3 separate regions of the Mus musculus genome follow, and all the other regions are linked to region 1. A link is a loop called in an ENCODE intact Hi-C map of the cell type or tissue named here. Cell type or tissue: heart. All regions are shown on one strand.

The links. Peaks named below come from ENCODE experiments on the same cell type or tissue, not always from the same donor. Only the 100,000 strongest peaks of a DNase experiment are listed, where the experiment ranks them.
Region 2: a loop joins it to region 1, with 2.7 times the contacts of the local background. A loop is called at or near these places in 3 of 42 quality-filtered maps.
Region 3: it touches region 1 in a loop (5-fold over the local background); 14 of 42 quality-filtered maps call a loop at or near these places.

Annotation. Positions count from the first base shown.
Region 1 is chr12:116,048,536-116,051,035 of GRCm38, forward strand. The region is part of intron 1 of Zfp386 (zinc finger protein 386 (Kruppel-like)); the gene reads left to right. Among named protein-coding and RNA genes, the nearest start is that of Zfp386, 2.1 kb to the left of the region's middle. In heart, a CTCF peak has its summit at 1,373 (motif pointing right); no DNase peak of the experiment used is centred here; H3K4me3 peaks cover 736 bases; H3K27ac peaks cover 591 bases.
Region 2 is chr12:116,279,851-116,282,350 of GRCm38, forward strand. Esyt2 (extended synaptotagmin-like protein 2) reads left to right here and starts at 1,372. Exons shown (of 22, transcript NM_028731.5): 1 at 1,372-1,822. The coding sequence starts at 1,493. In heart, CTCF peaks have their summits at 759 and 1,393; DNase peaks (open chromatin) are centred at 1,301 and 2,171; H3K4me3 peaks cover 2,363 bases; H3K27ac peaks cover 2,364 bases.
Region 3 is chr12:116,201,694-116,204,193 of GRCm38, forward strand. No RefSeq gene overlaps it. Among named protein-coding and RNA genes, the nearest start is that of Gm46330, 6.2 kb to the left of the region's middle. In heart, a CTCF peak has its summit at 1,111 (motif pointing left); no DNase peak of the experiment used is centred here.

The DNA of each region.
Region 1 (2,500 bases):
AAGTCTATCGTTTGGTAAGCCAAGGAACTTCGTTAGGGTTATTTACCGAGGGATTAATTACAGGAGCCCGGGCATATAATTAGTGGCAACAGGACACTAGAAAATATCTCTCAACCACTTACCAACTGTTCACTGCCCACAAATCCTCAGGGAGGGGTGAGGACAAGGAAGTATTGTTAGGTCCAGTCTTTTGCAGGTCTGCGCATTTAATCACATTTGCTGTCATACATGTGAGATATCCTCAGAATACCATTTTGTAGAAATTTTGCGTCTTTTGCTTCTTAACAGTTCACCCTTTCAACACCCAGGCTGGTTGTTTGTTTAAGTCTTTTGATTTGGTTTTTGTACGCTCCTCCTTTCGCCTTCTAAGCCACAGATACCTTCCCACAATGTTTTTCGGTTGAGTTTTTCCCCTTTCGTGACCCCCACCCTCAGCTTTAGTGATTTCCTGCACTTGGGCCTGGCACCTTGTGTCCACAACTGCTGTGTGCTTATTATCTAGCACACATTGACCTCTGTGCCCACTCCTTAGACAACAGCCTGAGCTTCGAGGTGCAGTGAGGGAGCAGCTGGATGCCCTCAGGCTCGTAGACTCTGACCTTAGAAGCCCTTTTGTTTGTTGTATGCATGTCTTGGTGACCAAGAACAGTATTGAAGTCAACATGGTGGAGTAGCCATTTTTTTCAACACTGTGACTTCAATCCCTTAGTGTCTGCTAGGTTATATGGTCATTCTGCTTCGTGCTTTCAAAAATAGCTGCACTGCATTTGTAGTTTAAACAGTTCTGTGCCCAGCTTTCCTTTCAAACACACCCGATGTTTACAGAGTACTTCTTTTTCTAAATTCTCCTCTCATATTACATGCCATCTGCAGTTCCCCTCCCTCCCTCCTCCCAGCCCACCCCCACTTTCCCTTTCTCCCAGATCCACTCATCCCTTGAGAAAAGAGCAGGCCTCCCAGGAATATCAGCTGAACACAGCATAATAAGTTACAGTAAGACTAGGCACATGTCAGCGCTGGATGAGGGCAACCCAGTAGGGGGAAAGGGGTCCCAGAAGAGTCAGAGACAGGCCCTGCTCCCACTGTTAGGAGTTCTACAAGAACAGCAAGCTACACAATCATAACAGATATGCAGAGGACCTAGGTCAGACCTTTATAGGCTCCCTGATGGTCACTTCAGTCTTTGTGAGCCCCTGTGAGCTCTGATCAGTTGATTCTGTGGTTCATGGGACACTTATTCGTAATGCTGGCCTGGCACCTGTTCCCTGTGTATTGAATCACTAATCCAAGTTCTTAGAATCCATCGTGTTAGGTAGCCACTGGTAGGATGTGCTGCAAAACTTCTTCTTGGAGTAAACAGCAGGTGGTGCTGTTGTAGCCCTTAGAAACCTTGCCCATCCATCTAAGCCAGAAGATGTAACATGCGTTCAGTTGCCCCTTCTCCCAGAGCCTCGACGTTCAGGATATAGTCCAATGGAAGGTGTTAACTTGGATCCTTCACTATGCACATAGGCTCCTTCTAGGAACAATAGGTAGGCCTGGAGTCAAGTCGTGTTGCCAACTTGAGAAAAGGGCCTGGAGAGTTTAGAACTCACACTGAGGCTTCCAGAAGCCCATTAATGAGTAAGGCACAGGAAAATTTAGAACTCAAGGCATGTCTGGTCTACATGTGAGACCTCATCACAAAGCAATAAAGATGCAACCTCACAAAGTTGGCGGTGAGGTGTGTGACCCAGTAGACTCAGCTACGTGAGCGGTGGCAAGTAAATGCATTCAGATGTCCACAAGAGCTGACTTAACACAGATCGGGGGCCTGAGTCACAGCCAAGTGTGTCCTTTCCTCACTTAAACCCTGAAGCTTTTTCAAAACCTACAAACTTTGTTGCATTTCTTCTCCTTGGCAGATATGAACAAAAGTGTAATCAGTCTAGTTAGGGCACCGTGCTCAGAGTAAAGCAGGGACTCCACTGAACCTGGCTTTGGAAGCCAGTGAATCCATTGGGTTTGTGTATAGGAATATGGGTACCTGCAAAGCTGCTGTGGCACTGAGAAGTCTCATTCCACAAAGTGTGTCCAGGACGTAAAAGGCTGGATCATGGCATCTTAACCTTTCACTCCTGCATGCCTTGTGCAACTGGGATGAAGGAGGATATGGTAGGCAGAGTCCCAGAATCGAGTCTCAGGATGCCCCCATCTCATCCCATCTCTTAGGGATATGAGCAGCCACATTGTCTTTGTGATAGACCTAATGATTAATGTGTTTCTTTGCTCTTTCTTCTCTTGCCTGATTGACCAGGGTTACCTTAGTCCTGGTTATCTCTGTCTTGTATTATAGTGGAAGAGATAATTGTTTCATACCACGAAACTTTATTGTTTCGCCTACTAACTTGTGCTTCTCGGTTCAGGAATCTTGAATTCTTCCATGAGCTTCCTAGTCACAGTCAGTTCTGTATACTATTCATTCCGTGGCCTGGGGCTGATGTCAGAGAAAGAACTGATA
Region 2 (2,500 bases), 230 kb after region 1:
TTGGTGCAAGGTAGTGGTGGGTTAATATTTGAATCACAAGGATTGTGGCATAAAATCAGACACAAGAGATGGGCAATGAATGGCTACTAATGGAACAAAGTATGACCCAGGATAACTTGGCTCTGAATCTGCAACATTCCACAATCATAGTCGTGGAATTATCCTCCTGGAAAATTTTCTTAAAAATTATGCCTCTGTGTGTGTGTGTGTGTGTGTGTGTGTGTGTACAGGCGATTGTGAAGACCAGAGGTATTAGATCCCATGGAGCTTTAGATACAGGTGCATGTGAACAGCCAGATGTGGATTTTGGGAATTGACTCAGGAATTGGGTTCTCAGGTGCTGGGCCATCTCTCCAGCTCCTCTTTAGCAAACTTTAAAGCAGATGTCTTTTTTTCTCTTCTCTTCCCTTTCCTTACTTCCCTTTTTTCCTTTTTCTTTTTTGCAAGCTTCACATATGTCCCCTCAGATGTCCCCTAAGAGTTTGGCCTTGACGGGGGTAGGGGGTGGTGGACCCTGGCTGCCTTTTTTTTTTTTTTTTTTTTTTTTAAATCTTCATGACAACTGTGCTTTCCTAAGCTCACTGGGGCCATTTTGTTTGGGAAGTCAGACCTGAAGGAGTACTAGACCCAGAGGCGCCACCACACAGTAAGGCCTCAAGGTAAATTTTACTGCAGCAGGCGCAAAGTTCTCATTCCACAGAGGCAGGCCCAGGAGCCATCCTCTCACCCTAGGAACCTGCAAGTTCAAGTTCTCCGCCAGGGAGCTAGGACAGGCAAGAGGTTGGCTGACGAACGCCGAGCTCTCCGCTAAGCTGGAAAGGACTCAGCCCGCTAGCCTTCCCACTAGTCAGGGCCATTGCTCCCTTCCAACACCCGCGGAAGCCACACCTCCCTCTCCGGCCGTCCCTGCGAGCCAAGTCCGGGTGTGTCCCCCTGGCGCGGCGCCCACCCTCCGAGGGCGCAGACCGAACCGCCCTCACAGGTTAGGGGCGGGGCCTGCCTGGCGTGATGGCTTCGCCTGCAGCCCCTTCTTGGTGTAACGACCGGAGAGTAGCAGCACAGCAACCCCAGCGCAGAGGCGGGTCCGACCGCGCGATGACACCAGGCACAGACCATTCGCCGCCGGGGGATCTTTCCTGAGGGCGCGGACGAGGGAGCGGGATCCGGTTGGCGACTGACACGTCGCCCCGCCCTAGATTCTTTCAGGGTCGGCTGTCTCTGAACAGTGGATCCCAGTGAGGAAGAGTCGGGCGCATGCTGATTGCGTCACCAAACCACGCACTCAGCCCGAGCAAGCCCCTCTCTGGGAGAGGCCTCGGTGGGGGAGGGCCCTGCGCACTGTGATGACGGCAAGTCCCGCCCGTTTGAGGAGTGGAGCGGTGGAGCCCGCGGTCCCCCTCAGTGGGGCGCTGGCGCGCGGGCTAGAGCGACCTGCGGTCCGTGGGAGAGCCGCGCCCGCCTCGGCAGGGAGGAGTGCTCAGCGCGGCTGGAGATGAGTAGCGCGGGGGGCGAGGGGCCGGAGGCCGGTCCTGGCCGGGCTGGGGGCCGCTCCGAGCCCGAGGCCCCGGGCAGCGCTCTGAGTGTGGACTTGCCGGGGCTGCTGGGGCAGCTGGCGCGCAGCTTCGCGCTGCTGCTGCCGGTGTACGCCCTGGGCTACCTGGGGCTGAGCTTCAGTTGGGTGCTGCTGGCGCTCGGGCTGCTCGCCTGGTGCCGCCGGAGCCGCGGCCTCAAGGCCAGCCGCCTGTGCCGCGCGCTGGCGCTGTTGGAGGACGAGGAGCAAGCTGTGCGCCTGGGAGTGCGCGCCTGCGACCTGCCCGCCTGGGTGAGTGTTGCCCCCCCAGACCTGAGCGGAGTCAGGTCCGCACCACCCTTCTCCCCTTCTCAGTGACGGGTGGGGAACTCAAGCCCCAGCCCGAGTGAAGTGTCAGCCACCGCTTGTTCCGAATCTCCGTCCGATCCGGGATCCGCACAACCAGGATCCCGGACCGAGTCAGGTGTGCGACCTTACTGCTGTCTGCCTCTCCTGCTGTAAACTGCTGTCTGCTGTCAGCACTCTGCCCACCTGCTTTCCTCGGGAGTTCTGGCCACTGTGGCCCACCCCGGCTCTGAGCGACGGTCTGCGTCCGAGTCTCACTTGTGTCAGCGCACCGCCTCCCCCACCTAAGTCAGGTGTCCTTATTGCTGTCCCCACCCTCATCCTGGGCGAGGTGTCCTGGTCATTATCTGCTCCGAGAGTGTCCGCTCTCAGTCCTCTTCCTGGCTTTCAGTCCTCCTCGCCCATCGCTAGCAAAGTGCGCAGGTAGTGAATACTTCCTAACTTGGCAGAACTGGTCATTGTTAGTTGCTGGGCCTCTTCCTCCTCTCATGCTGGCAGTGACTACCGCCCAGAAGCACACTTGGTGGGCGATGAGATCTCAGTTGTCCAGAGCGATTCTGTAAACCTTTTGCAAGCATGGCGCTGCAGGCCTGGAACCGTCCAGATTCTCCTTTCTGATTTAAA
Region 3 (2,500 bases), 150 kb after region 1:
TTTTCATGTCCTCACAGAAGCATCTAATTGGCGCCATTCATACAGACAGGAGTATGGGGCCATCCACTGGTATATGATGAACCTACCAGGTACCATATTCTTAAAGAAAACTGACAGTCCTTCCCCTAGCAGCCACCAGCTGTGAGTAGTTCAGATAGTAGGGGCTTGTGGGTCTCTCTAAATATTGTATGGCTTGCTATTGTGAGGGTCTCGTGGAGGTGACCAGAGCCTCTGGATGTTCATGAGTGCAGTGGTCTTGTCATGTCCAGAAGATAGTGTCTCACCACGTCCTCTCCAAGCTCTGGCTCTTACAGTCTTTCTGCCCCCCTTCTGTGATGTTTCCTGAGCCTTGGGGAGGAGGTGTAACACAGATGTCCCATTTGTGGATGAGTAAGGACTGAAGACCCACTTGTGCTCCTCCTTTAGCTGTCAAGACCACTGGGACAATGATCCTCTAACTGGCATCTCATGCTGGGAAATGGAAAAGAATGAAGCCTGATGCCAGCCAGAGGAGGACCTTGCCTCCCAGAAAGAGATTTCACAAAGTTCTGACCACCACTTGCAGGAGATACAGGGGCTGAGGCAATGGTGGGTCAGCGATGGGTGAAACCACACTGTAACCAGGACTGCTTAGTGTTATCGTGTGTGTGTGTGTGTGTGTGTGTGTGTGTGTGTGTGTGTGTGACTAAGCCTCACATCAGGACCACAAAAATGGATTTAGCTGGAGGCTTTCTTAAAGCCCCATTTGGCTCATGACCACTTGTGGTGCGTCTCTTTGTCCAGTGGGTGCTCTCTGTGACTCAGTGAACCTAAGCTGCCCTCAGATACCCAGCACTAACACAGTCTCCCTGGAAAGAAGGTTATGCTATGAGGTAGGCAGGCATTTCAGCTATTTGGCTTTGATGCATATAAAGAAAATCTTTTAAAAAAAATAAAATGTTTCCCCTGTTTGATCAACGTGGAGAATCCTCTCCTTGGATATAAATAGAAGGGTTGTATTACTGTGAGAGTGTTTAAGCCTACTGCTTCTTGTGTTTGGAATCAAGCATTCAGGCATAAAGTGTGGACAAGTAGGCTGGCCAGAGCTCAGGTGGCTGCTGCTGCCCCCTTGTGCCTGGCATGCCGTACTGCATGATGCTTTTACAAATGCACTTTTGTCTTCTCGGTTGTGAGGGGATAAAGAACCACTTGGTGTGGAGCTATCGGTCAGGTTTCCTCAGGATAAGCTCGCTGAGAACCGGGACAGATACCTTCAGTAATCAGAAGCTGGTGACAACAGGAGCTGCTGGGAGAGGAAGAACTCTACCAGGACCTTCACTCCGTCTCCTCAGGACACCTTGCAGTTGGTGGAGTGGGGAGAACAGATTCTGGAAAGGGCAGGGACCTAGAAACTGCACATCTCGGACACCCTCAGCCCCACCAACAGGCCTGTGTTTCGCACAAGTCTTGTTCTGTGAGGCAGGGCTCACCACGGTGCTAAGCAGAACGTTGAAAGGCAAAGATCTCACAAACCTACGCCGTGAACCCGCAAGTCCCAGACCTGACAAGACCCCTCTCCCTAGCCCTAACCCCAGCCTACCCTAATGCTAACCCTAAAGCTCAGGAGGAGGAAAGGCATGACTGCCAGGAGGAAGGGTAATGACTTAAGCAAGAGAAATGTGATGCTATAAACCCCAGGAAACCACTAAGAGCTGTAACTGATACATCAACATGACACACCAAGTGGAATCACTATAAACACTCACTCAATGTACTCAAGGCAAAAAAAAAAGGGAAACTAAAATACAGCAATAATTCTGGAAAGCCCTTTTATTCTTATTCCTTCCCTCCCACCCATAGCATTGAGTTGCATCAGGCTCCTCAGGGATCCCAGCCTTTCTTCCAGCAGCTGAACCCTCTCCTCACGGTGTCATGCCATGCTACTCCAGCATCCTCACAGGATATTTATGTTCATTTGTTTTATTAGCAATGACCAATACTACACAGAAACCAGGGGAGGAACAGCTTAAGGAGAGGAGAACTTTATTCTTTCATCGCTTGAGGGGGCTCAATCCATTGCGGTGGTAGTGGCGTGTGTGTGTGTGTGTGTGTGTCTGTGTGTGTGCTTGTGCGTGTTCATGTGTGTTTGTGTTGTGTGTCTGTGTGTGTGGTGTAGTACTGTGGTGTGGTGTGGTAGAGCAGTTCACATCACGGAGGGCCAGGAAGCAGAGAGAGGGCAATGCTGCCCTCATCTGGTTCTAGGGCCTCAGCCCTAGAAATAATGTGGCCCATATTCCAGAGTGGGTCTTCTCCGCGGTGAAATCTTTTCTGAACTATACTCATAAACATAGCCGGAGGTGTTCCTCCATTTCCTAGATGACTCTCTATCCAGCCAAGATCACATTAAGGATCAAACATGGCAAAACACTCCCATGTCGAATCCACCTCATGCTTGGCTTTGCCCTTCCCTCAAACTAAAACACTAAGAATGCTGTATACTCCCAGCTAGTGGGAGATTTTC